Regions from separate parts of the Homo sapiens genome. Here region 2 is linked to region 1. The links are chromatin contacts, found by Hi-C or POLR2A ChIA-PET in ENCODE. All regions are on one chromosome and are shown on one strand. Each heading gives the region's core, a stretch centred on a gene start or an enhancer-like site at or near the end of the contact. The rest is flanking DNA. Distances are from core to core; before and after follow the strand shown. Region 1 has its middle 37 kb from the start of TBX18-AS1. Region 2 holds the start of TBX18-AS1 (TBX18 antisense RNA 1).

Region 1 (3,184 bases), core at 133-2,632:
TACTTTATTATGTATTGAACTTGAGGTGTTTGTGGTGGGAGGAGGCCTAATTTGAGATATAAAATAGATAATTCCAAGTTGATTTCAGTCACAAAGCAGGCAACAGAAAGAACTGCCTCTTTGGTTTGGCCGTGCTATGGTCTGAATATTTGTGTCTCCCCAAAATCCATGTGTTAAAACCTGACCCCCAAGGTGATAGTGCTAAAAGGTAGAGCCCTTGGAGGTGATTAGGTCATGATTGCAGAGCCCTTGTGAATGGGATTAGTGCCCTTATAAAGGAGATTTGAGGGAGCCTTTTTGCCCTTTCCTCCATGTGAGACACATATCAGGTGCCATCTATGAGGAACGAGCTCTCACTAGACACTGAATATGCTGACTTTTTGATCCTGGACTTTTCAGTCTCCAAAACCATAAGCAATAAATTTCTCTGGTTTATAAGAACAGGTCTAAGGTATTTTGTTACAGAAGCCTGAATAGACTAAGGGAGGCCATTATACATGGCAATGATTGAGACTCTGAGACTCTGCCGTAGGGAGAAAGTGAAAAGAAAACATATTTCCTATTTGATAGTGTTCTCCAGATCCTATGAAAATAGAAAAGGAGGAAGTAGGTTTTAATGGGAATAGGAAGGTCATAAAGAAAGACATTTTGTGGGGAATGAAAGAGAAAGTTTAAGAACACTGCCAAGGTACGTTGAAAAATTCTCTTTTCTGTATCCTTTCAAATCTAGATGAGATCACCAACCAGCTGGTACTGTTTAGATGAAGAACTTGTTAGAGACAGAGATATGGGCAAAATGACCTGTTGAACCTTCCAGCCTTAGAGTTTTGTTAACATGAACTAGGAGTGTGAGATTTAACAAGTAAAGTTTTTCCTTTTGTTTCAGGTTAAATATATTGATTCCTGATTATTCAAAGATGTGCGTCAGTATTTGGGATTGGTTTGGATTTCCACTCATGGACAGATCCTAATAGTATAACCTGCAAGCATTCTGTGTGCAAGCTTTACTGGATAGATTGTTAATTGCATTTGCCAGCATGGCTCAAACGAGTCATGAATCTAATCAGAAGGCACGAGTCTATTTCAGAAAGTCCAGCTAGACCTTGTAAATTCTGGCAGCAGTAGTTGAGGTGTGATGCTAGAGGTTATATGAAAATACACTCTGTACCACTTTTAAAATGTATGAAAGTGAAAAAGAAACCATAAGTTTTTGACTAAATTAGAAAAAATATAAGTATTTTGTTCAGAGACCTATAAGATAAGGCAAGTCTACTTTGTTTTGTTAAGGCTATAGGATTTTTATGAGGCAGAAGATCTCATCAGTTTGCTAGTACCACAGATGGGGTTGCTTGGGACTGATTCAGAGAAAAATGTCTGGAATGGATCCAGATTTCAAGCGGGGGAAATAGCAGGAATTGCTTTCTTCTGACTATGTTCAGTGTTTTCAGTATAAATCACTTATCAGCCAGAGGTCCTTGTAACTTATGTACTAAGGTATTTTTTGTGTGTGGAAAAAACAGTAACAGGGGAAAAATTAACTAATCTCTTTAATAAAGCTCTGGTATTCAAAGTTCTTTTGGGCACAATTGCCAATATTTTCACCACCCAAGATGAGGTGAACTAGCAAGTCCATTGGGCCTCATGGTCTTATATTCTTACAACTGAGATGACAGCTGTCACTCACATGCAAAATCTCCTATTGCCATAATATCCCCTGTGTTATCACTGTGCTTGAAAATAAACAAATTCCAAACTGGAAGGGTTTGGCTTAATTAATAATAAGATTTTAGGGCTTTATACTGGTGTGAAATTACCCGGGGCTATTCCAAAAACACCCTAGACACTATCCTTCTTTTTCTGGAACTGATTTTTCTCAGGATTTCTCTTTGGCAGCTACTTAGGCTAAGATTGCTTGGGTGCTCTTTGGCCTGGAGAAGTCTATGTTTTGGTTGGTCTCATCTACCAAAAAAGGCCTCTTATCTCTGAAACTATTTCAACTCTTCCCAAGAATTTAGACCTAATAGTAGGGTGTCTTCTGACGACCTTACCTAAAGTACTAGAAGGGTGAATAAATCACTGTAGCAAGTGTCTGGTAGACACAGCCACATGCTTCTTGGGAGCCAACTGCTGCAGGTATTTGTCTCTAGCTGAAAGCAAAACCAAACTTGCTGATTGGCTGGGAAAGAAGGCAGGAAGCAGATAAGAACTTGACCTCAGGCTTGGTGTCCAGGAAGGGCCTTCATGATGGTGCCACACTGCTCTGAATGTTTCAGCTGATGGTAGGCATTTAGTCCTTGGCAGGTGTTCACCTACCCAGGCAAAACAAATCCCAGTGTCAGCTCTCTTTTGCATTGCATGCTGAAAAGTACTGTAGTAGATTTCACAGGAGGACTCTGTTCTCTGAACTGTAAAGAATAATTGGAATTATCTTAGGGGGAAGAAAAAAGAGAGGCCCTGAGAAAGAAGTTCATGAAAATGGAAGTGCTAGTTCTAGAAGAAATCTCAAATCTTATGTTTTGTTTAATATGCCATACTTGCCTCATAATGGGTGGAGAGTAGAACTGTGGCCCAGGTAGACATGACGTCCTCCTCATCATAGGAATTGTTTTTTAAACATCCCCTATTTGCAAGGAACTTTGGTAACAGAAAGTTGTGAGAACCAGTCCCAGTTCTCAAGGAAACAGACTAGAGGAGGATGGCTAACAACAGTGGAAGCTGGAAGGAAAAATGGAATTGGACAAGGCAGGAATCGGTGAGCTCTTAATATGTGAGACCATGTTTCTCTCAAGCAGAGAGAAGGCAGTTTAAGTGTGAGTTTAAAAAGTGCCCATAAAACTTATGGTTTTATTCTTTGTTTTATTCTGCCTTTAATTTTAAGGAAAATTACCTGTGTGGACTATGATGGCAGAGAAAGGTGATTATTGATTCATTTACTGAATAACCCTTTGGTTTTCACATTTGAGTGGTGTTAGAATAGGAAAATAGAACAAAGTCCACATAACCTGACTTAGTTTTCAGGAATCTGTTATTAGAATATTTGAGTTTAACTGGCTTATGCAATTAATTTCCTCTGCTTTTAATGACTTAAAAATTCTTCAGATGCACTGTCTTTTACATTTTTATTCTCGATGACATACTGTATTACATTGGTCTACTCTAAATCCCATCTGGACTGAGTCAAGAG
Region 2 (3,341 bases), core at 737-3,236, 37 kb before region 1:
ATATTAAGACAAGGAGAAAATACAGAAAGTAGCCAGAGAGAAAGGGTTGATCACCTACACAGGAACAACAATTATAATGACAGCAGTGTTCTCCACAGAGAAAAATGGAAGCCAGAAGACTGTGGAATAATGTTTTTAAAATGCTGATAGATAACTGTCAACCTGTACTCCTGTTCTCTTCCTCCCACTAAAAACAAAACACAAAAACATCTTTGAAGAATGAGGGCAAAATACAGTCTTTTACAGATACAAGATAATTTACAGAAATTGAAGGGAATTTACTACCAAAGCATCCACTCTACAGGAAGTCATGAAGGCTACATTTCAAGAAAAAGGAGACTGATCTCAGAAGGATGGTCTAGATACAAAAACAGTGAGAATGTAAATGATAAACAGAAATGTAAACATTGTGTAAAGTAAAATAACACCATATATTTTATGGTGTTACAAAATACATAGAAATAAAATATTGGACAAGTACTTTATAATTTCAGTGGAGGAAAAGTTATTTTAAGGTCTGTATCATTCACAAGGGGTTCAAGACATTTTTAAATTTTAGACTTTGTTAAGTTAAACATGCATAATACAATTTCAAACAGAACCATTAAAAAATAGAAATAGAGCCAGTAGTGAGCTGGTAAATGTGGAACAATTGGCTCTCTGAAGACAAAGCCCTAATTTGTGGCATTTGCCAATTTCCATGGTGTAAATAGTCCCACCATGAATGATTTCAAGCTACCTACATGAAGTCACTGAACTTCATATTGAGCAAAGGATCAGAAGTGAAAGGAAAGGAATCGGAAAGGATACCTAGAAGGACATACCAACGAGATCAAAGGAAAACTAAGAGAGTGCTGTATTCTGAAAGCTAAGTTAATAAAGTGTTTCAAGGAGGGAGGGAGTGATCATATTAATGGAGAATATTAGTACTCACTAAATATCCATGTTTATTTCATTGATATGAACCTCCTTATGTTAGGTTGGTGTTGTGTGACTAGATTCTGGCTAATGGGGTGGATATCACAGTCCTTCCTGACTTTAAGTAATTAGAAGGAACCAAGGGCCAACCTACTGAAATAGAAGATTCCCCCGTGGCTAGCAAAGTTATATAAGACTCCAACAGACATTTTATGATGTCTACTGTGTCCTGGGCACAGTGCTACTCCCAAAGAATAAAACAGTGAGTAAAACAGGAATTTTGAAATGATTGTGTAGCAGTTATACTCTTGTTTCAAGTGTTTTCAAGTCACAAGACCATGTAGCTCAGTTCTATAAACAACTACTTTAACAGTGGCATATTCCCAAAGGATCATTCTTTATGGGTACCAGAGTATAGCAATACATGTATGTCCCTTCTCTTATTCCTTCTCTACATCAAGCAAACATAGCCCTAGGCACTGAAACATAGCCCCAGGCTTCTCTAGAAACTAATTTCTTCAGTGTTGAAGGCCATTGATCTCTACTGCTTTTTTGTTTTGCTATAGTGAGTCACATTGTACTTCAGTGCTGGCAGTGGTTAGGTCCTGTATCAGGTGAGATAAAAACACGAATACACTTGCACATTAATACATGAACATAAATGTACACAAAATTTCAATGGCCTCAAGTCACATAAAAATAGATTCATATTCATTAGTGTAGTGTATGAGGTCTGGAATGGACCCACCCAGAGTGTAGGCTTATCAGAATGGTGTCTGTATAGCTTACCAAATTCCACATGAGTAGAGCTAGAGGAAATCTGAGAGATCATTCAATCCAGTGTTTATCAAACATTCTTCTAGACACAATACATAGAACTATATTTTAAGACACACACATGCACACACAAAAACAGAAACACACACACACCTAACTGAAACAAAAGTCTCAGGAAAGAATATACCATGCAGAAGAGGACTCCAGTCTGCTGGCTGGGTCAGAGCCCAGCTGAGGCAGGCAGGGGATATAAGGAAGAACCAGCACCCCTTTCTCCTCAGGCACCCCTACACCCACACTAGGTCTCTCCTGATGAATTGAGGTGGACAGTGACCTCACAATGCACTTAAAGGGCAGGACAACTGACAGCATCCTATACAATGGACTGTGGAGCTGTGTCTGGGTGGCACTGTCTACAGCTTGTACCACCTTGGCTGGGTTTTCTTCTAGAAGAAGTGAGATCAAGAAGCCTGGTAGACCTGGGGAAGTTGTAAAAACATCAATGAATGCTGGCTTCTGTGAACACCAATAAAAAAAAAATGAAGCAGTGTGATATTTTCTATCCTGTCCTGTCCTAAGCTATCTTATCCTATGTTCCATCCCATCCCATCCCATCCCATCCCATCCCATCCCATTCCCTACTTTATCCCTTATCTTATCCTCTTTCCTTTCCAAGCATTGCCTGTTGCAACTGACTAAATTGACTTTATGTCCCACAAATGGCTCCAAATCACAGTGTGAAAATACTGTTTTAGACCAACCCCCTAATTTAATGGAAAGAAAAACTGAAGCTTAGCGACAACAAATAGTTTTTCAAGGTCACAGTTATTGCAGAGCTAGGACCAGAGCCTAGGTACCCTGGTCCAGAGGGTTTTGTTCTTATTGGAGGGCTATCTGCACCTCTCTTTGAATCTCTTGGAATAGGGAGATAAGGAGAAGAAGGAAACATAAATTGATGGCTATGCCCTGCCTTCTCCGTTCTGCTTATCCCTGGTCAAGGTTGCCAGAGAATTCAGGCCCTTCAGAGCCAGCTGAGATGTGCTGAATGCTAAGTGATTCCTCATCTGATTCCTTGCTCCAGAATACAGGGACTTGAAGACAGACTACATTTTTCCTGAGCGAGACAATTTGGTCTCAAGGGAAACCAAACTGTAGCACAGAATGTGAGGTGAGTTTGCCCTTGCCCTTTCATTTATCTTCCTTTAATCAAACAGACTAAACGTTTTCATTGGAAAGAGAAGATTGTTATCCTTGGCTTTCTTGTGTCTCCAGCAGTATTTTTCTTAGGAATGTGTTAATAGCTGTAAAAATTTTAACACGTCTTCAAGTGCCTCTCATGTTAGGAGATTCTTCTCAGTTGTGGGAAAAGTTGTTGTCAGATTGCCCAGTATTTAAGTGAAATCAAAATGTTTCTGACAGGTTGATTATGCTCTTTCTTCAAATGCCCTGTCTTTTCAGAGTATGCAGCCAGATGCTTCGGAGGGAGAGACATTTTTCTTGCCAATCCCGATTCCTTCAGTCCTCAATCACTCCCCAGAAAGTTAGGCTCAAAAGACGGTTAACTTCAGGAAAAGTTAAGAAAAGATTTGGGTGTTTTCAGTTTCAAGATAGTGTGGTGCTTGGCCCTTTTGTAAAGAGCTTATTTG

The links. Hi-C counts contacts between places; a loop is a spot of excess contacts on that map. ChIA-PET counts read pairs that join two places held with the same protein, here RNA polymerase II (POLR2A). Pooled maps may share reads with other maps.
Region 2: a loop to region 1 is called in a map of ascending aorta, with 2.3 times the contacts of the local background. The contact joins the promoter of TBX18-AS1 here to the enhancer-like site in region 1. A Hi-C loop is called at or near these places in 3 of 168 maps with a recorded cell type or tissue (IMR-90, ascending aorta and endothelial cell of hepatic sinusoid) and 5 of 50 pooled maps. POLR2A ChIA-PET finds 5 or more read pairs at or near these places in 3 of 52 experiments (K562, OCI-LY7 and activated CD4-positive, alpha-beta T cell).

The regions. Positions count from the first base shown.
Region 1 is chr6:84,650,772-84,653,955 of GRCh38, reverse strand. No RefSeq gene overlaps it. Among named protein-coding and RNA genes, the nearest start is that of TBX18-AS1, 37 kb to the left of the region's middle. Within about 2 kb of position 1,382, at least 2 of the 41 ENCODE cell types and tissues checked have a DNase peak (open chromatin) inside an H3K27ac peak, as active enhancers do; they include ascending aorta, where a contact is called at or near this core.
Region 2 is chr6:84,688,103-84,691,443 of GRCh38, reverse strand. It overlaps TBX18-AS1 (TBX18 antisense RNA 1), which reads right to left and starts at 1,986. Exons shown (of 3, transcript NR_125877.1): 1 at 1,883-1,986.